4 separate regions of the Homo sapiens genome follow, and regions 1, 2 and 4 are each linked to region 3. A link is a contact called in ENCODE Hi-C or POLR2A ChIA-PET data. All regions are on one chromosome and are shown on one strand. Each heading gives the region's core, a stretch centred on a gene start or an enhancer-like site at or near the end of the contact. The rest is flanking DNA. Distances are from core to core; before and after follow the strand shown.

Evidence for each region. A loop is a pair of places that touch in the nucleus more often than their neighbours do. ChIA-PET counts read pairs that join two places held with the same protein, here RNA polymerase II (POLR2A). Pooled maps may share reads with other maps.
Region 1: a map of heart right ventricle shows a loop between it and region 3 (4-fold over the local background). The contact joins the enhancer-like site here to the promoter of RAD52 in region 3. A Hi-C loop is called at or near these places in 50 of 168 maps with a recorded cell type or tissue (A673, CD4-positive, alpha-beta T cell, CD4-positive, alpha-beta memory T cell and 32 more), 35 of 37 single-sample maps with no recorded cell type and 45 of 50 pooled maps. POLR2A ChIA-PET finds 5 or more read pairs at or near these places in 16 of 52 experiments (A549, AG04450, BJ and 11 more).
Region 2: a loop to region 3 is called in a pooled map, with 5 times the contacts of the local background. The contact joins the enhancer-like site here to the promoter of RAD52 in region 3. A Hi-C loop is called at or near these places in 1 of 37 single-sample maps with no recorded cell type and 7 of 50 pooled maps. POLR2A ChIA-PET finds 5 or more read pairs at or near these places in 1 of 52 experiments (H1).
Region 4: POLR2A ChIA-PET joins it to region 3 with 15 read pairs in MCF 10A. The contact joins the enhancer-like site here to the promoter of RAD52 in region 3. A Hi-C loop is called at or near these places in 1 of 50 pooled maps. POLR2A ChIA-PET finds 5 or more read pairs at or near these places in 7 of 52 experiments (A549, AG04450, H1 and 4 more).

Annotation. Positions count from the first base shown.
Region 1 is chr12:1,080,653-1,085,781 of GRCh38, forward strand. ERC1 (ELKS/RAB6-interacting/CAST family member 1) reads left to right here. Exons shown (of 19, transcript NM_178040.4): 3 at 2,512-2,928. Among named protein-coding and RNA genes, the nearest start is that of ERC1, 92 kb to the left of the region's middle. Within about 2 kb of position 2,604, at least 8 of the 41 ENCODE cell types and tissues checked have a DNase peak (open chromatin) inside an H3K27ac peak, as active enhancers do; they include A673, ascending aorta, dorsolateral prefrontal cortex and 1 more, where a contact is called at or near this core.
Region 2 is chr12:716,226-721,424 of GRCh38, forward strand. The region is part of intron 2 of LOC101929432 (a long non-coding RNA gene); the gene reads left to right. LINC02455 (long intergenic non-protein coding RNA 2455) reads right to left here and starts at 387. Exons shown (of 4, transcript NR_187480.1): 1 at 279-387. RefSeq lists a cis regulatory region at 270-689, a silencer at 481-650 and an enhancer at 3,195-3,244. Within about 2 kb of position 3,841, at least 2 of the 41 ENCODE cell types and tissues checked have a DNase peak (open chromatin) inside an H3K27ac peak, as active enhancers do.
Region 3 is chr12:948,383-953,552 of GRCh38, forward strand. It overlaps RAD52 (RAD52 DNA repair protein), which reads right to left and starts at 1,312. Exons shown (of 12, transcript NM_134424.4): 1 at 1,220-1,312. RefSeq lists enhancers at 484-1,142, 635-714, 1,143-1,801, 1,265-1,534.
Region 4 is chr12:1,113,959-1,119,309 of GRCh38, forward strand. ERC1 (ELKS/RAB6-interacting/CAST family member 1) reads left to right here. Exons shown (of 19, transcript NM_178040.4): 7 at 1,908-2,075. LOC124902857 (a long non-coding RNA gene) reads right to left here. Exons shown (of 3, transcript XR_007063157.1): 2 at 3,608-3,664; 3 at 1,456-1,541. Among named protein-coding and RNA genes, the nearest start is that of ERC1, 130 kb to the left of the region's middle. RefSeq lists an enhancer at 1,442-2,641. Within about 2 kb of position 1,658, at least 6 of the 41 ENCODE cell types and tissues checked have a DNase peak (open chromatin) inside an H3K27ac peak, as active enhancers do; they include PC-3, where a contact is called at or near this core.

The DNA.
Region 1 (5,129 bases), core at 1,354-3,853, 130 kb after region 3:
GGGTTTATCAGGGGGTTCCGCTTTTGCTTCTTCCTGATTTTCTCTTGCTGCCGCCATGTAAGAAGTGCCTTTTGCCTCATACCGTGATTCTGAGGCTTCCTCAGCCATGTGGAACTGTAAGTCCAATTAAACAAGTGCCTTTTGCCTCATACCGTGATTCTGAGGCTTCCTTAGCCACGTGGATCTGTAAGTCCAATTAAACCTCTTTTTGTTTCCAGTTTTGGGTATGTCTTTATCAGCAGCGTGAAAACGAACTAATAGAGCAGCCACCTTATTTCCAAAAAAAAAAAAAGATTTTTTCAATGGATAATGCAGGTATTTATACCCTTATTTAAAGTATGAGGGATCTGAAACCCAGAAAGATGGTGACATGTCTAAATGTCATAACTAGTCAGCGTGAGAGTCAGAACTGAAACTCATGTTTTCTCATCACAGTTTCGTGTTCTTCCCAGTATGGTACACTGCTTAGGCCTTGAATACAAGGAATGATCTTTTATTGTTGCTTCTTCATTCCTAAAAATAAGATTTTTGATGTCACAGCCTTTTGGAATTCATTGTATAATGTGCTGGAATTTACATAACCATTCAGATTAAAGGTTCGTGTACCTTCTTTAGGGATAGAAGCTAAAGATCTACCCTCTCAAACATTTTAGTAGTTCATCTGCATTAACACCTTTATTTAATTAGCCACCCATGTTGTTACCGTCCCCTGTATAAAAAGCTTTGCATATTCTAACTTAAAAAAACTTTGCTATATTATTATCTTTGGGTATTACCAGTTTTGATTTCTGCAATCTGCTCTGTTTTTGCTACTAGAGGAGGAAAGCTGATTTGGAGTTTTCTTTTTTTCTTGGTTCTAGTTTTAGTGGGCTGCAAGGATTGCTTTGAATGCCAGCTCTATCACTTACTCTGTGATCTTGGACAAGTGCTTAAACCTCTCTAAGCCTCGTGCCCTCATTTATAAAATTAAATAATAGTACATGTGTTGGGTATCTAAAATAGTCAAATTCACAGAATCAAAGTGTGTAATGGTAGTTGCCGGGGGTAGGGGGAAATGGAGAGTTACTAATCAACAGGAATATAAACTTTTGGTTGAGATGAATAAACTCTACAGATTTGATGTATAACATTGTACCTGTAGTCAGCAGTAATGCATTGTACACTTAAAAGTTGTTAGGAAAGTAGATGTCATGTTAAGGGTTTTTACTACAGTAAAATAAAAAAAGAGTCCATGTGTCATAATGAAGATTAAATAACATAAAAAATGTGTGGTACAATCTGGCATATACAAACTACTTGTTAAATGTTAATATTTATTATTTAATGTTTATAATACTTAAAAGTCATTTTGTATTTCGCTGTCCTTCGGTTTTGCTTGTTTGTTTGTTTGTTTTGACACGGAGCCTTGCTCTGTCACCCAGGCTGGAGTGCAGTGGTGTGATCTTGGCTTACTGCAAACTCCACCTCCCAGTTCAAGCAATTCTTCTGCCTCAGCCTCCTGAGTAGCTGGGATTACAGGTTCGTGCCACCATGCCTGGCTAATTTTTCTATTTTTAGTGGAGACGGGGTTTTACCACGTTGGCCAGGCTGGTCTTGAACTCCTGACCTCGTGATGTGCCCGACTCGGCCTCCCAAAGTGCTAGGATTACAGGCGTGAACCACCGTGCCTGGCCAATTTTTGTATTTTTAGTAGAGATGGGGTTTTATCATGTTGGCCAGGCTGGTCTTGAACTCCTGGTGATCCGCCTGCCTCGGCCTCCCAAAGTGCTGGGATTATAGGTGTGAGCCCCCGCGCCTGGCCATCCTTTGTATTTTTTGATGAAAAAAAAAAATTTTTTTTTTTTTTTTTTTTTTAAGACAGAGTTTCACTCTTGTTGCCCAGGCTGGAGTGCAATGAGTGCAGTCTTGGCTCACTGCAATTCCCACCTCTCAAGTTCAAGCGATTCTCCTGTCTCAGCCTCCCGAGTAGCTCAGATTACAGGCACACGCCACCACGCCCGGCTAACTTTTGTATTTTAGTAGAGACAGGGTTTCATCATATTGGTCAGACTGGTCTTGAACTCCTGACCTCAGCTGATTTGCCCACCTTGGCCTCCCAAAGTGCTGGAATTACACAGGTGTGAGCCACCACGCCCGGCTGTTTTGATGAAATTTTTTGAAAGAATGTATTCATATTCCTGTAGATTTCCCATTTCCCACATTCCCTCAAATTTAGTTTCCGTGTTAATATCTTCTATTAATTTTGAACAGTGTCTTTATTGTAGTTTATGCAAAGTGAGGAGTGAGTGCCATACTTATTTTGCTTCCTGTTGAGAATAAACTGAAGTTAAATTACTGACATTTTGCATATTATCTCAATCATTTTTTAAGGACCTGTAAAACAGAATAAGGTGAATCCTAATTTGCTAGATGCAGATTTCTTGTAGCTATTTTTGATTCCTGCAGGCTGCTCTGATTTGCTACTTGAGGAGGAAAGCTGATTTGGGGGTTTTCTTTTTGTCTTGGTTCTAGCACATGCAGATGACAATCCAGGCTCTCCAGGATGAATTGCGGATCCAGAGGGACCTGAATCAGCTGTTTCAGCAGGATAGTAGCAGCAGGACTGGCGAACCTTGTGTAGCAGAGCTGACAGAGGAGAACTTTCAGAGGCTTCATGCTGAGCATGAGCGGCAGGCCAAAGAGCTGTTTCTTCTTCGAAAGACATTGGAGGAAATGGAGCTGCGTATTGAGACTCAAAAGCAGACCCTAAATGCTCGGGATGAATCCATTAAGAAGCTTCTGGAAATGTTGCAGAGCAAAGGACTTTCTGCCAAGGCTACCGAGGAAGACCATGAGAGAACAAGACGACTGGCAGAGGCAGAGATGCACGTTCATCACCTAGAAAGCCTTTTGGAGCAGAAGGAAAAAGAGAACAGTATGTTGAGAGAGGTATGTGACTACTTTTTTAGTTTTATGATTTGTTGGTTATCTTTTTTTTCACTGATTAATCAGCATCTTGGCCCCAGTGAATCTACGTGCTCTGCCGTGCTGGTGGAAGAGAATTTCATCCTTTGTATTTAAGTGCGTCACTGATTTCTGTTCTGATTTGCCCTGTTGTATGGGATGACATTGTCTGGTATGTATGCTGGCTCAGTGACTTTCTGGGTCTTTTCTCTCCTGCTCCCCTGATTTTGAGAGTTCATTTGTTGCTAAAGGGGTAAAAAATTCCTTGATTTTTCACTCATCTCTAGATCTGTTCATAGAGACAACAAACACAACAAAACCAGAATCAGAATAGCTAACCATTGCTTAATTTAAAAATATTAGTAAAAGAGAGTAAGCGGTTATCTCAGCTTATGTGTGCTTATAAAAGTCCTTGGCAGCAATAATGGATATTTGCCCTGTGGTTTCCATGGAAACTGTTGCCTTGCTGTAAAAGATACGTGATAAAAATCATTGGCTGCCATGGAGGCATAGCTGGAGAGAGTGATGTAGAGACACAGTGTTACTTATTTTTAGCTGACCTAGGTGACTACTGATAATTTTTTACTTTTCTAAATAATGTATCATTTTAAGAAGGCGTAAAGGAAGAAACCATCTTATATTGAATTAAAAAATTAATAGCCATAATAACTTTTCTATATATAGTTGGACTTCAGGTAATTTTCACTTTTGGGCAGGGGAAAATAAATCCCTAATCTGTGTTAGTATGAGTCTGAATAATTCCTTTTTAAATAAAATGTGAGGAAGGAGGTTTAAAAAATGGCGTATTCCCAAAGCAGCAAAATAATAATTTTTAAAAATACTTCTAAATTTGTAGGTTGTTCTATAATTTTTCCTTTTGTAAAAAGTCTGAAATCTTTTTTAACAGTGAGGGCATTTTTATTTTTGAAGTAGAACATCATTGTTTTTTAAAAACATGATGTTATTACACTGGAAATCCATTGTAGTAAAATTGGGAAATAGATTAACAAAAACTTATAACTCAAAGTATTGTTACCTAGTAGTAATTATTAACTTATGTATATGCTTCCAGTCATTTTTTTTTTATTTTAAATTTTTATTGTTTTTATTTTTAGAGATAGGGTCTCACTCTGTCACTCAGGCTGGAGTGCAGTGGCATGATCATGGCTCACTGCAGCCTTGAAATCCTGGGCTTAGGTGAGCCTTCTGCCTTAGCCTCCCTAGTAGGTAGGTCTACAGGTGCATGCCACCATGCATTGTTAATTTTTAAATTAAAAAAAAAATTTTGTAGAGACAGAGTCTCCCTATGTTGCCTAGGCTGGTCTTGAACTCCTGGCCTCAAGCAATCCTCCCTCCTTGGCTTCTGAAAGTGCTGACATTACAGGCAATATGCCTATGCCTGGCCCATTATTATTATTGTTGTTGTTGTTGTTGAAAGTGCTGAGATTACAGGCAATATGCCTATGCCTGGCCCATTATTATTATTATTGTTGTTGTTGTTGAAAGTGCTGAGATTACAGGCAATATGCCTATGCCTGGCCCATTATTATTATTATTGTTGTTGTTGTTGAAAGTGCTGAGATTACAGGCAATATGCCTATGCCTGGCCCATTATTATTATTATTGTTGTTGTTGAAAGTGCTGCGATTACAGGCAATATGCCTATGCCTGGCCCGTTATTATTATTATTGTTGTTGTTGTTGAAAGTGCTGAGATTACAGGCAATATGCCTATGCCTGGCCCATTATTATTATTATTGTTGTTGTTGTTGAAAGTGCTGAGATTACAGGCAATATGCCTATGCCTGGCCCATTATTATTATTATTGTTGTTGTTGAAAGTGCTGAGATTACAGGCAATATGCCTATGCCTGGCCCATTATTATTATTATTATTGTTGTTGTTGTTGAAAGTGCTGAGATTACAGGCAATATGCCTATGCCTGGCCCGTTATTATTATTATTGTTGTTGTTGTTGAAAGTGCTGAGATTACAGGCAATATGCCTATGCCTGGCCCATTATTATTATTATTGTTGTTGTTGTTGAAAGTGCTGAGATTACAGGCAATATGCCTATGCCTGGCCCATTATTATTATTGTTGTTTGTTGTTGTTGAAAGTGCTGAGATTACAGGCAATATGCCTATGCCTGGCCCATTATTATTATTATTGTTGTTGTTGTTGAAAGTG
Region 2 (5,199 bases), core at 2,591-5,090, 230 kb before region 3:
GACCTCATGATCCGCAAGGTGATCCAAACTTCTAAATTTAAACCTGGTCAACATTATGACAACATATTTGTCAAGGTAGAAGAATATAAAATGTTAACAATGTGCTTGCTTAATGTATACATTTTAAATATCAAGTCTAGAGTTTCTTTCTTCGTCTGTGCCTTGGGTCTTGCAAATGTTAGAAGCAATTCTCCCTCTCTTTTTTTCCTCTTCTTGCCAACTCTGCTGAGGTCTGGTCTTAGCATTCTCATTAAAAGAAGGGAACCCAAAGCACTTACCTTGCCTTTTCCTGTCTTGAATTTGTATCAGCTATGCCTTCTATATAGGAGAATCACCGACAGACTCAAACTCTAGTGAGCAGAGACAGCTTGGGAAAGAGTATGATGTGATTAATGTACTTAAGTCTCATTTGGCAAAAGTTGTTGGGTGTTAAAAGGAAGAAAACAAGCATGTCAGAGTGGGTTAAGAATAGAAAGCTTCATCAGCAGCTGCAAGAAGCCCAGGCATGATAAGCAGGGGTATGCAACGTGAGTGAGCACTCGCCTCATGGAAAAAACAGCTCACAGCAGGAGCTCACAGAACTTCCATTGCCTTTCACTGACAACTTGCATTCATTGTCACACGACCCACCTGGGAGGGGAGATTTATTATGGTTTCTTGAAGATGAGGAAACTGAGGCACAAATAACTCAAGTATTTATGGTATGTTAATGATATTGCAATTTTTTTTTTTTTTTTGAGATGGAGTCTCTCTCTGTCGCCAGGTTGGACTGCAGTGGCGCCATCTCGGCTCACTGCAACCTCTGCCTCCTGCATTCAAGTGATTCTCCTGCCTCAGCCTCCTGAGTAGCTGGGACTACAGGCGTGTGCCACCACGCCCTGCTAATTTTTGTATTTTTAGTAGAGATGGGGTTTCACCATGTTGGCCAGGCTGGCCTTGATCTCCTGACCTTGTGATCCTCCCGCCTCAGCCTCCCAAAGTGCTGGGATTACAGGCATGAGCCACTGTGCCTGGCATCAATTTTTTTTTTGAGATAGGGTCTTGCTCTGTTGCCCAGGCTAGAGTGAGGTGGTGTAATCACAGCTCACTGCAGCCTCAACCTCCCAGGCTCAAGCCATCCCCCAACCTCAGTCTCCTAAGTAGCTGGCACCACAAGCATGTGCCACCGTGCCTGGCTAACTTTTAAATTATTTGTAGAGAGGGGGTCTTACTGTGTTGCTCAGACTGGTCTCAAACTCCTGGGCTCAAGTGATCCTCCTGACTTGGCCCCGCAAAGTGCTGGGATTAGAGGGGTGAGCCACCACACCCAGACATAGACCAATTTTTTTTTTTTGAGACGGAGTCTCACTCTGTCGCCCAGGCTGGAATGAAGTGGCTCACTGCAACCTCCGCCTCCCAGGTTCAAGTGATTCTCCTGCCTCAGCCTCCTGAGTAGCTGGGATTATAGGCGTGTACTACCAAGCCCGGCTAATTTTTTTTATTTGAGACGGAGTCTCACCCTGTTGCCCAGACTGAAGTGCAATGGTGTGATCTCGGCTCACTGCAACCTTCACCTCCTGGATTCAAGCAATTCTCCTGCCTTAGCCTCCCAAGTAGCTGGGATTACAGGAGCGTGCCACTGCACCTGGCTAAGTTTTTGTATCTTTAGTAGAGACAGGGTTTCACCATGTTGGCCAGGCTGGTCTCGAACTCCTGACCTCAGAAGATCCACCCGCCCTGGCTTCCCAAAGTGGTGGGATTACAGGCGTGAGCCACCGCACCCGGCCAGCTCAATTTTTTTTTTTTTAAGTCAAGTATCTTGCCCAAGGTCACAAAATAAGACGACTAAATCATAATGTTTGACCAGGAACAGTTACAGAATTTACAGGGCCCATTTACAGAATTTCCATTCACAAAAGGAAAATGTGGGACCCCTTGTTCAATTACTACGAGGAATTTGAAGACAGTGACAGCGGAGATGGGAACTCTGGCCCTGCATATGTCGCTTGCCCAGGAAGCCAGCCCTTTACATGGTACAGGTAAAGCCAGGCATAGACCTCAGGTCTCGTGGTTCCCAATCAGGTGTGTAAATGTCTCAAGCAGACAAGTGGTTCTCAAACACAGGGACACCAATGCCTGGGGTTCCTCTATTTCTCTATTGGTTAGACTTTTTGGGGTTGCTTTACTGTCATCACTCAAGTTTAAGAAACACTGGGGCATCTCTCTTCCTATCAAAGGTCAGTCCCTCCACACAGCGACAGAACCATGTTTTGTGGGGTCCTGAAACCTACATAACTCGAGGGGCCTCTTTAAGAAAAAGAATATAAAATTATGGCTGGGCTCAGTGGCTCATGCCAATCCCAACTCTTTGGGAGGCCGAGGCGGTTGGATCACGAGGTCAGGAGATCGAGACCATCCTGGCTAACACAGTGAAACCCCGTCTCTACTAAAAATACGAAAAATTAGCCAGGCGTGGTGGCCGGCACCTGTAGTCCCACCTAGTCAGGAGGCTGAGGCACGAGAATGGTGTGAACCCGGGAGGCGGAGCTTGCAGTGAGCCGAGATTGCGCCACTGTGCTCCAGCCTGGGCGACCATCTCAAAAAAAAGAAAAAAGAAAGAAAGAAAAAGAATATAAAATTATAAATAAAATGTAAGTGTTGACAGGCCCATGCAAGTGAGGAGCCCTAAGTCTTTGGCTTCATTGACTTTGTGATAAATCTTTCTCTTCCTGCACCTGTGTCCCTGATGTCATCTCCTGTCACCTTCTCAAGGACTTGGCTTCTTTGATTATCCCTTCCCTTTCCTGTGTCTTTAACTTCACTCCATCTACCACTATTTACATGCTTTTGTCCTCTTTGACTTCTCGTCTCTCTCCAGGAGCCTTCCTTGTCTCTGATCTCTTCAGAGGCAACCTTCTCGGGAGAGTTAAGTCTTCACACACTACTCCTTCGCCTTCCATTCCCCTTCCTCCTGTTCCTGCCGTGACTGAAGTGCGAGTCAGTCACTCTGCTCGCGGAGTTCAATTAACGAGAGTGAGGTCTGGTGGAAAGAAAGTGATTTATTTCCAAAGCTGGCTTAGGGGAAGAGGCACAGGCATCCTGCCTTTAAATGTGCACTTCTCTTTTGGAGCAGAAAGCAGGCACTTTTAAAAGTCAGGGGAGAGAGCAAGCAAGGCAGGGCCTTATCTACTGGGCAGCCGAGCTGGTGACTGCTGGCATCTTACTAGGCTGAAAACTCTCCAAGTGGGAGAGAGCAAGCAAGGCAGGGCCTTGTCTACTGGGCAGCCGAGCTGGTGACTGCTGGCATCTTACTAGGCTGAAAACTCTCCAAGTGGGAGAGAGCAGTGGGCGTGCTTTTTGACTGCTATCTCTCTAGCAGCCTCCTGGAGGGTGAGAGTTCCATTGTGGGCATACTTCGGTCGGCAAATGGACTGTTAACTCTCGAGGAGAGTTCAGTCTGGAAGCACAGTTAGAAGAACTTGCCCTGTAGGGAGTGTCTGGTGAAGGGGAAGTAAAAGGCTACATTTGCATTTCTTTTTTTTTTTTTTTTTTTTGAGACGGAGTCTTGCTGTCGCCCAGGCTGGAGTGCAGTGGTGCCATCTCGGCTCACTCTTAAGTTCCGCCTCCCGGGTTCACGCCGTTCTCCTGCCTCAGCCTCTTGAGTAGCTGGGACTACAGGCGCCCGCCACCACGCCCGGCTAATTTTTTTTTTTTTTGTATTTTTAGTAGAGACGGGGTTTCACCGTGGTCTCGATCTCCTGACCTCGTGATCCGCCCGCCTCGGCCTCCCAAAGTGCTGGGATTACAGGCCTGAGCCACATATTTGCATTTCTAAAAGACAAGTAGGAAATGAAGAACCAAGGAAGTGAGAAAAGAAGAGAGAGAGAAAAAAATAATTAAAATATCTCTTAGAAAAAACTGTGAATACTCGGTTACGCTACCTTGCTTCTGTTCCCATCCCTTTGCTGAAAAATGGATTTTGTCATGTTTCTCAACAATATATAGCTTGCTTGTTGCTTGAACCTATGAATCTCCACTCATTTCTACTACTGGACCTCTCAGCAACATTCGCCATAGCTGGGAACTCTCTTTTTCTTCAAGCTCCTTTCTCGGCTTCAATGACCCCACAACCTCCTTGTTTTACTCTTTAGGTCTCTGGTTGTTCCCTTTGTTCTCTTTTGCAGGGCCCTTGTGTTCTACACAAACTCTAATAGTGTGATAGATGAAGTAACTAAACCATACAGGACTCAGTCCTAGTGTATTAGTCCGTTTTCAGCCTGAGACTGGGTAATCTATAAACAAAAGAGGTTGAATTGACTCACAGTTCTGCATGGCTGAGGAGGCCTCAGGAAACTTACAATCATGGTGGAGGGCAAAGGGGAAGGAGAGACCTCTTCACAGGGTGGCAGGAAAGAGAGAGAGAGAGAGAGCACAGGGAAAACTGCCTCTTCTAAAACCATCAGATCTCCTGAGAACTCACACACTATCACAAAACAGCTTGGGGAAACGGTCCCGATGATCCAATCACCTCCCACCAGGTCCCTTCCTCCACACGTGGGGATTACAATTTGAGATTAGATTTGGGTGGGGACACAGAGCCAAACCATATCACCTAGAGCCCTGATCCCTTTTTTTTTTTTGAGATGGAGTCCGGCTCTATCACCCAGGCTGGAGTGCAGTGGGGCGATCTCTGCTCACTGAAACCTCCACCTCCCAGGTTGAAGCGATTCTCCAGCCTCAGCCTCCCAAGTAGCTGGGACTATAGGTGTGCGCCACTGCATACAGCTAATTTTTTTTTTTTTGGTATTTTTAGTAGAGATGGGGTTTCACCATGTTGGTCAGGCTGGTCTTGAACTCCTGACCTCAGGTGATCCGCCTGCCTCAGCCTCCCAAAGTGCTGGGATTACAGACCTGAGCCACTGGGCTGGGCCATAGCCCCTATCTCTTCTCTATTTATACACTCTTCCTAACCACTGAGGTGGTGATATTTGCATCAAGAACTTAAGGAGGTGAGAATATGTGGCCATCTGAGGTAAGAGCATTCCAGGCATGAAGGAGACAGCAAGGAGGCCAGTGTGGTGGAGTGAGTCAATGACAGGGAAAGAAGCTGGAGATGAGGTCACAGGTAGTGAGAATGGTGGACAGATCACGTGAAGCCTAAGTCGGCCATTGTAATGCCTTTGCCTTTGGTTTTTCCTCTGAGCAAGGTGAGATGCCAGT
Region 3 (5,170 bases), core at 62-2,561:
ACCACTGAATTGCACACTTTAAAAGGGTGAATTTAGACTGGGTGTGGTGGCTCACACCTGTAATCCCTGAACTTTGGAAGGGCGAGGAGTTCGAGACCAGCCTAACCAACATGGTGAAAAATACAAAGTAGCTGGGTGTGGTGGTATGCGCCTGTAATTCCAGCTACTTGAGAGGCTGAAGCAAAGAATCGCTTGAACCCAGGAGGCGGACGTTGCAGTGAGCCGAGACGGCGCCACTGTACTCCAGCCTGGGCAACAGAGCGAGACTATGTCTCCACTTTTTTTTAAAAAAGGGAGTGAATTTAATTGTACGTGAATTATAACTTTTTTTTTTTTGGATGGATTCTCGCTCTGTCCCCCAGGCTGGAGTGCAGTGGTGCGATGTCGGCTTACCGGCACACCTGCCTACTGGGTTCAAGCGATTCTCATGCCTCCGCCTCCCGAGTAGCGGGGATTACAGGCGCCCGCCACCAGGCCTGCCTAGTTTTGTATTTTTAGTAGAGACGGGGTTTCGCTATGTTAGCCAGGCTGGCGTAGAACTCCTGGCCTCAAGCGATCCTCCCGCATCGGCCTTCCAAAGTTCTGGGATTACAGGTGTGAGACGCCGCGCCAGACCTCTATCTCAATGTTATAACAAGGCTCAATACTCAGCTAAAGTGAGCGTCAAATTTTTATTTTTATTTTTTCCCCCGTGACAGGGTCTCGCTCTGTCGCCCGGGACGGAGTGTCGTGGTACGGGTGCGATCTCGGCTCACTGCAGGCTTGACCTCCAGGGAACATGGGGGCATGCCGCCACCATGCCCGGCGTCAAATTCCTTTTAAATCAATCATTTCTTCCCAGCGTCCCCCGCTCCCTGCAACTCAACTTCGTTTAGCTATTAACACAAACTTCAGATTCCCCACGCCTGTCTGCAGGCAGCATCTCCAAGGAAGCGCCACCACGGACACCTGGCTGTCCGCACCGCGGTGGGGTCCCGGCGCGTTGGTGCCAAGTTTCCTGTACCCCGCCTTCCTACCCACCTCTCGGGAGGCCCGGATACTGAGCCCCTCACTGCACTGGTGAACTAGAACAGGCCTCTGGACTCAGCATCTCTACGCTGAGACCTCAGGATCAGGTCCACCGCAGCCCCAGGTTCTCGACCCGGAAGCTGAGCCTTCCCACGCTCCACACCCACGGCTAGAACCACCCCGGGGGAAGCCGCTCTCCTCCCCCACTTACGCGCCTCGGGCAGCGCGCGGTGCACACAGGGAGCTCGATCTAGGCTATGGACAAGGGGAAGAGATCTTAGATGGAGGCCGCGCAGAGGAGAATGGGAAGGGTGCGCGAGCGTCTCTGGGAAGAAGGTCCGAACCCACGCCCAGCGCCGGAGGGGGAAAAAAAAAAACACAGACCAGAGAAGGAACCGTAAATCAAGTCGGAGGGGAAAAGAGCCGCAAAGCCTTCTGCGGCAGCCGTAAAGCAACCTGGAGGCGCGGTGCTGGCTTTTACGTTCTGAGCCGCTCGCCCTGCCGCTTCCCTGCGCGCCCTCTGCCTCCTACTTCCCGCCAGCTTCCCTCGGTCCGCGGCCGTCGGATCTCTGCTGCCCCCTGGTGGGCCTGGCGGTTTCGTCAGGCCTTCAGCGGCTAGTTAGGCCCGGGTGGTTCACACTTCACATGCCCAGTGCCCATTAGGATGCGGGGCCCGCCCACCCATGCACAATTGGGAAAATCTGAGGATGAATGGTTGTCAGAGACCTTCCCAGATTCCGCCCGGGCCGAGGCAGCGGTGGACCTGGTGGTTCTCGCGGCCTCTCACCACCGCCGCGCACATCCAGTCGTCACCGGATGGCGCCTTCGGTTAGCGACGACCGCAGGGAAATGGAGAAGTGCGGCTTGGGGGGCGAAGTCCCCTCTAGAATGTCCCCTGGGGCCGGGCGTGGTGGCTCAGGCCTGTAATCCCACCACTTTGGGACGCCGAGGCGGGCTGATCACGAGGTCAGGAGTTCGAGACCAGCCTGGGCAACATGGCGAAACCCTGTCTCTACTAAAAATACAAAAAATTAGCCGGGCGTGGTGGCGGGCGCCTGTAGTCCCAGCTACTCGGGAGGCTGAGGTAGGAGAATGGCGTGAACCCCGGGGGACGGAGCCTGCAGTGAGCCGAGATCGCCCCACTGCACTCCAGCCTGGGCGACAGAGCGAGGCTCCGTCTCAAAAAAAAAAAAAAAAGTTTTTGTAGCGACAGGGTCTTGCTATGTTGCCCAGGCTGGTCTTGAACTCCTCGCCTCAAGTGATCCTCTTGCCTCAGCCTCCCAAAGTGCTAGGATTACAGGTATGAGCCACTGCACCTAGCCCACTTATCATTCTTTTTGTGGCGAGATATTTTCAACTTACTCTCTTAGAAATTTTGAAATATACAATAAATTATTATTAACTATAGTCACTATGCTGTGCAATAAATCTCAAAATTGTATTCCTCCTGTTTAACTGTTAACTTTGTACCCTGAGACCAACATCTTCATCTCCCCATTATCTCCCCCAGCCCCTTATTCCCCAGCCTCTGGGGAATTTTTAGTAGAGACAGGGTTTCTCCATGTTGGTCAGGCTGGTCTCGAACTCCCAACCTCAGGTGATCTGCTCACCTCAGCCTCCCAAAGTGCTGGGATTACAGGTGTGAGCCACTGTGCCCAGCCAATATTGAGCATTTTTATGAACCTGTTGATCATTTGTATGTCATCTTTTGATAAATGATTTTTTTTTTAAAGAGTCAGGGTCTCAAGCTATCAAGCTGTTGCCCAGACTGTACTGCAGTGCTGCAATCATGGCTCACTGCAACCTCTAACTCCTGGGCTCAAGTGATCCTCCCACCTCAGCTTCCCAGGTAGCTGGGACTACAAGCATATGTCACCACACCTGGCTAATCTAAAATTTTTTTGTAGAGACAAGGTCTTTCTATGTTGTCCAGGCTTTTCACAACTCCTGGCCTCAAGCAATTCTCCTGTCTCAGCCTTCCAAAGCACTGGGATTACAGGTGTAAACCAGTGCACCTGGTGCCCTTTGCCCCCTTTTTAGTCGTGTGATCTGATTTTGCTATGAGTTGTTTGCTTTCTTCACATATTTAGAATAGGATAGTAACCCCTTATTGGATATATGGTTTGCAAATATTTTCTCTCACTCTGTTGTTTTCTTTGTTGTGTCCTTTCATTTCTGATTTTGGTAATTTGTGTCCTCTCCTTTTTTCACTAGTCCAGCTAGATGTTTATTAATTTTACCTGTCTTTTCAAAGAACCAGCTCATGGTTTTATTAATTACTACAATTGTTTTTCCATTTGTTTGTTTCACTGATTTTCATTGTTATCTTCATCACTTCCTTTCTTCTGCTCACTTTAGGTTTACTTTACTTTTCTTTCTTTTTGTTTCTTATGATTTTAACCTTTTTTTGTTTTAAGTAAAGGCATTTAAACTATTAAACTATAAATTTTCCTCTAAGAACTCCTTTAGCTGAATTTTATAAATTCTGAAACATAATTTTTGGGGTAAATGTATTTTAAAGTTACCTACCTGCATGTTATTGTATATATTATATTGTTTTCTTTTTTTTTATGAAAAACTTTTTTTTCTAAGAGACAGCACCTCACTCTGCTGCCCAGGCTATGGTGCAGTGGCACGGTCATAGCTCGCTATAACCTCAAATGCCTGGGCTCAAGTGATCCTCCTGCTTCAGTCTCCTAAGTAGCTAGGATTACAGAGGCTACATGCCCAGCTAAGTAAAAAAACATTTTTTTGGTGGAGGCAGGGTCTTGCTATGTTGCTCAGGCTGGTCTTGAACTCCTAGCCTCAAGCAATTCTCCCACCTTGGCCTCCCAAAGTGCTGGAACTGCAGGTGCATGACACTATGCCTGGCTAATTAAAAAAATTTTTTTTAGAGAGGGGTTCTTACTATGTTTCTCAGGCTTGTCTTAAACTCCAGGGCTCAAGCAATCCTCCTGCCTCAGCCTCCTGAGTAGCTGGGACTACAGGTGCTCACCACCATGCTCAGCTCTAAAAACTACATTTTAAAAATAGTTCCTGCTATTCTTTGTTGTGGGTTGAATTGTGTTCCTCAAAAAGACAGGTAGAAATTATAACCTCCAGTACTTGTGAATGTGACCTTAATTAGAGAGGGGTCTTTGTAGATGTAATCAAGTAGGATGAGGTCATACTCAATTCAGGATAGACCCTCTTCAATATAATTGCTGTTATAAGAAAACAGGCTGGGTTCGGTGCCTCACACCTCCCAACACTTTGGGAGGTCAAGACGAGAGGATCGCCTTGACCAGCCTGGCCAGTTCGAGATCAGCCTGGCCAACACGGTAAAACCCCGTCTCTACTAAAAATACAAAAATTAGCTGGGCATGGTGGTGGGTGCCTGTAATCCCAGCTACTTGGGAGGCTGAGGCAGGAGAATTGCTTGAACCTGGAAGGTGGAGTTTGCAGTGAGCCGAGATATAGTCATTGCACTTGAGCCTGGGCGACAAGAACAAAACTCTGTCTCAAAAGAAAGGGAACGGAAGAGAAGGGAAGGGAGGGGAAGGGGAGGGGAGGGGAGGGGAAGGGGGAAGGGAAAAGGGGAAGGGGAAGGGAGGGGAGGGGGGAGAGGGGGAGGGGAGGGGGAGGGAGGGAAGGGAGACGCCCGGGCCAGGTGGCTCACACCTGTAATCCCAGCACTTTGGGAGGGGGGCGGATCACTTGAGGTCAGGAGTTTGAGACCACCCTGGCCAGCATGTTGAAACCCCGTCTTTACTAAAAATACAAACATTAGCTGGGGATGGTGGCACATACCTTTAATCTCAGCTACTCGGGAGGCTGAGGCAAGAGAATTGTTTGAACCCGGAAGTGGAGGTTGCAGTGAGCCAAGATTGTGCCATTGCACTCCAGCCTGAGCGACAGAGTGAGACTCAGTCTCAAAAAAAATAAAAATAAAAATAAGAAAACAGAGACAAAGACAGAAGGAAGGCAGCCCTCTGAAGATGGAGGCAGAGATTGCAGTCATTATGCCAGAAGCCAAAGAACATGAGGCCACCGGAAACTGGAAGAGGCAAGGAAGTATCCTCCCCTGCTGTGAGAGCAAGCTGTCATTACTTAGTCAAATAAAGTGTATGTCTACGACCCAGTGATTCCACTCCTGTGTACAAAAAGTCCTCATACAATTTAC
Region 4 (5,351 bases), core at 408-2,907, 170 kb after region 3:
TGTCTTCCCTTCTCAGTCTTTAAGGAAAATTTGTGCTTCTAAACTCTGCTTTTCTTTTCTTTTTTTCTTTTTCTTTATTTTTTTGAGACAGAGTCTTTCTCTGTCGCCAGGCTGGAGTGCAGTGGCGAGATCTCGGCTCACTGCAACCTCTGACTCCCTGGTTCAAGCGATTCTCCTGCCTCAGCCTCCTGAGTAGCTGGGATTACAGGCATGCGCCACCATGCCCAGCTGATTTTTGTATTTTTAGTAGAGATGGGTTTCACTATGTTGGCCAGGATGGTCTTGATCTCCTGACCTTGTGATCCACCCGCCTCGGCCTTCCAAAGTGCAATGATTACAGGCGTGAGCCACTGCACCCGGCCTAAACCCTGCTTTTCATTTAAAATATTTTCTTTTCTTTCTTAGTCTTTAAGGTCAATATAGCATTATTTGAAGCTTACTTAATAATGCAGATGATGACGAAACAGATTTTTATATTTATTTTTGACCACGTGATTGGAGGTAGCTGGAAATTTGAATAATCTTAGTCATAGTTCTTTAGCTGAGAAAATGGTAACACTTTGAACATCCCCCAAAATATTCATTCATACAACAAATGTGTTTTTGTTACAATCAGTGTGTTAGGGAATGGAATAGTGTTAATGGGTTGTTTTTATTGGTGAAGGGATATCATAAAAGACTCCACGTTGTTACAGTGTGTGCTAACTCTTGGGTACATACTATTTTGCAGGATGAATATAGCCACCGTTTAAAATTATCTTCCACTGATGTTTTTAGTATCCTCAGGTACTTTGTATACAATAAGCATACAGAAATATTTGTTGAATGAATGAATAACTATATCTCTAAAAAGAGATTTTATGCATATGAGAAAAATACTTAATCTTTTTTGAAACAGAAGGCTAAATTGGAAATTTATTTTTGGTGTTCCTCAAAGGTCTAATTTTAATTAATGTGAAATTTATTTCTTCATGGGAAATTGTTCTCAAAAGCTTTATCCCTTATACCTAAGATTATTACAATTACAATACTTTAGATACATTCAAGTTTTTGAAAATGAAAAGATAACTTTTTGTTTCATCAGTGACACCGAAATTACTGACTTGTCAAATGTATACTTCCAATAATTAGTATCTTTTTTAGTTCCTTGTTAGGTGGTAGACATAATTTAAAAGGAGATGTAATTTCTGTTTACATGGCTTCCATTTAGGGTAAAAAACTATTTTTAAAATTCTTAGAAAACAGGAATGTAAAGAAGGTGTTAGAAAGAAAATACTTTCAATGTTAAGAGAGAAATTAATCAATACACATAACATCAAATTATAGGATTTTACAAAACCATGTTATGTATAACATTAAAAGTGGCTTTTTAAGATAAGAATTTTATGCAAACTTTTGAGAATGAAAAAGATAACAGTGAAAAATTAGCACAACAGCAGCAGATTTTGAATTTTAAATAGTACTAGGAGGTTTCTAAAACCTTTTTTGTTATATCTGCACTCATCCTGCATTTGATCCATCATGTTCTGAAGAGGTCTCACCTAGAAAAATGAAAACCATTTCATCAGTACAGTGGTGTTCAGTTGCTTACTGCTGTCTCATAGTCATCTAATTGAATTGGAATTTCCTTTCCCTCCATTCCCTTTCTAAGAGGTTTCAAAGAATATTTAGAAGACACAATAAATGAAAACTGGACATTTCCCTATTGGTTGAATAAGTTTAGTGGTTTTTTTTGGCTCAGGGTTGGGGAGATCCAAGGTTATGTCATGCAAAAAGATGAATATGACCTATCACACAGTTCGTGCTGCATTTAGTTTCATATTTTGTGACTCAGATCTGTGAAAGATACAGATAAGAGGTGTTTGTTTTATTTCTTTTTTCCTTAAAGTGTTTTACTTCTTTTCTAGATTGGCCAGGTGAAACAGGAGCTGTCCAGAAAGGACACAGAACTACTCGCCCTGCAGACAAAGCTAGAAACACTCACAAACCAGTTCTCAGATAGTAAACAGCACATTGAAGTGTTGAAGGAGTCCTTGACTGCTAAGGAGCAGAGGGCTGCCATCCTGCAGACTGAGGTAGAAACAATTCTGGGATTTGTGGGGAGTTGGTTTCTTGGCACCTTTTCATAAGCGTTACCTGTGCTGTTTTTGTTATGTTTAGAATTGGGAAATATGAGTAATGTTATGATTAATTCTTCAGCAGCGTGATCAGTCACTGTGCTAAAATGTAACCATCTTATTTCAGTTGTTCTTAGATCTAACAAGTTAAAACAGGTGCAGTTTATGTTTTTAATTCTTTAAACTTTTGCCAAGTCTGTACTTCAAAGTATACTCTGACAGTATTAAAAATAAAAGGATAATTGTAAAAGAGAAATCATTGATTTAGAAGCTTCAGTTCAACCCCTGGTGAATTTTCTAGTCATGAATGACAATGAGCTTGGTTACACTGTGTTTGGAGTACATTTAAGTGTCTTTAAGTTGTGATATTATGAATAACTGTATATAGGAAACTGGAATCTGTTAAAGTTCTAGATAGTCTAATTTTAAACCACAGATTATTAGACAATGTGTCTTCATATCCTGTTTGAAAATAAAGTTAGTGTTTTTAGAATTTTTTTTTTTTTTTTGAGATGGCCTCTCGCTCTGTTGCCCAGGCTGGAGTGCAGTGGTGTGATCTTGGCTTGGCGTGATCTTGGCTCACCACTACCTCCGCCTCCTGGATTCAGGTGATTCTCCTGCCTCAGCCTCCTGAGTAGCTGGGATTATAGGCGCATGCCACCAAGCCTGGCTAATTTTTGTATTTTTAGTGGAGATGGGGTTTCACCATATTGGCCAGGCTGGTCTCGAACTCCTGACCTCTTGATCCGCCCGCCTCTGCCTCCCAAAGTGCTGGGATTACAGGCATGAGCCACCATGCCCGGGCAGTGTTTTTCAAAATCTTGGAAGATGATCTAGACTATTGGCTATGACTTCAGTTAGGTATCCACCATCTTCAGATAGGTATATGACTTCAGATAGATATTTAGTGTATTTGCTAAATAATCCCAGATCGATTCTTATCTATCTTACTTTCAATGATCGAAGAGAAAGAGTTGATGATACCATGTGGATTTACTGTCTTAATATAAATATTTTTTAAAGGTTGCAGTGAAATAGATAATTTAAGAATAGATAAGTAGTTTTGCTTTATAGAAGAAACATAAAGCATATGATGTAGATTAGCTTTTTTTCTTTAAAGAAAAATAAGAACATAATTTGGTGGAAAAAAGGAATGAGGAGGAAAAGAAAGAATAAAAACCTCATAGTCTTAGAAGACAAGAATCTTCCAATAAGGAAGAATGAAGAAGGAACCTAAACTGTTTCATGTAATATTTTTATCTGTACAATTTGGGGCTTTGTTAAAAATGGGAGATTTTAGCTGACATGTTTGTCATTTTTCTTATAACTTACACTTTTTCTATTTTAGTTATGTTTCATTTTGTTATGATGTCAGCTCCATTCTACCTCACAGAGATATTTGGGTATAAAATCATGAGATGCAGTAGTGGCTAAGGCTTTGGCTCTAGAGTCATGTTTACTGAGTTTGGACTTCCATCTTTACCACTTACTATGAGTCGCGTGATCCTGGGAACGTATTCAACTTCCTTACACTTCACTTTTCACGTCTGTAAGGTGAAGAGAATAGTAGTGCTTAACTCATAAGTTTGTTGTTAGAATTAAACTCGTTTATTTACTGCCAGTGTCTGGCACATAGTAAAGTCTTTGTACATTCGTCATTGTTATCATTTTATAATTCTTCTAATAAAATCAACTAATGCATATACTGTTGAGATGTTAAGAGAACATAGTATTTAGATGATCTGCATTTTCTTACTTTTATTAAGCTAAACTTAGGTTTATTCAGGGAATTATAAATATGAAATCATCTAGATAATGTTACCTGCAAAGTTATTCATTTATAGCTTTATTTTAAAAATTTTTTGTGGGTGCATAGTAGGTATATATATTTATGGGGTATGTGAGATATTTAATACAGGCATACAATGTGAAAATAAATTATGGAGAATGGCGGTATCCATCCCCTCAATCGTGTATCCTTTGAGTTACAAACAATCCAATTACACTCTTTAAGTTATTTTAAAATGTAATAGCTTTATTAATCGTTTTTCACTTCAGTAGCTTGAGTGCATGCAATACAGCAAAAGGGTCAGAAGAGGGTGCCAGTGTTCTAGAGGTCAGCCGCACTTCCAAGTTTGCTACTGTAATAGCTTTGGATGGAGGTGGCAGGTGTACAAACCAGAGAACCAAGCAGTTGGTTAATGATAATGCAAACATTTAAAAGCTTGTCACAGTCTAATAAATGACTTTTCCCCCTTGGCAATCCATGCTTCTCTTTGTACCCCCCTCAAATAATATTCTTATTAGCCAGGTCTCACCCAGATGGGCTTGTGATTGGTTTCTTGTACCATAGAGAATAGATTGTATTTATTGTCATTCATGAATGGTTTTTAGTTTTTAGCCATTGCAGGAGTAGCTGAGTCTCAGTGATTATTTCTGTAAGTTACTAGGGCCACTGCGCAAATAGAACCATCTCATCATAAAAGATAAAAGAATGAAAGCTAACTTTCTTTGGAATTTGGGATGATTTTAAGAATGTAATATGTCTATTTATTAGCATTGCTTAAAAAATTACTCTGGTGGCACTTGACAAGAGTCACCTTTTCCAATGTAACTTGCCAGTGTTAGAGCCCAGTAAAAGGCAGTTTATACCAGCTCTTTGAAAGTTTTCATGTGTTTCTATAATTTGCTCTTAGTTGATTTCATCTTTTCTGCAGCTATCCCAGACTTCGATCTAACACTCGGATTACTAAATTAAGTATATATGAAAAAAGAACATGGAGCATGGAGTTTTTCTTTCATTTTTATTTTTAGAGATAGAATCTTACTCTGTCACCCAAGCTGGAGTGCAGTGGCATGATTATATTAATAGCTCATTGCAGCCTGGAACTCCTGGGATCAAACGCTTCTCCTGCCTCAGCCTCCTGAGTAGCCAAGACTTATAGGCATGTGCCACCACACCTGGCTAATTTTTAAAACTTTTTGCAGAGACAGAGTCTCACTGTGTTGCCTAGGCTGGTCTGGGACTCCTGAGCTCAAGCAATCCTCCTGCCTCTGCCTCCCAAAGTGCTCGGATTACAGGCGTGAGCCACTGTGCCTAGCCTGGAGTTTAAAAAATTTTAAAAATCCTTTAAGGAAAACAGTTACATGTGAAAAGATCTGTTTGTTTTTTGTTTTGTTTTGTTTTTTTTGTTTTTTTTTTCCCTATTCAGGGTACATGGACTAAGGCCCTCT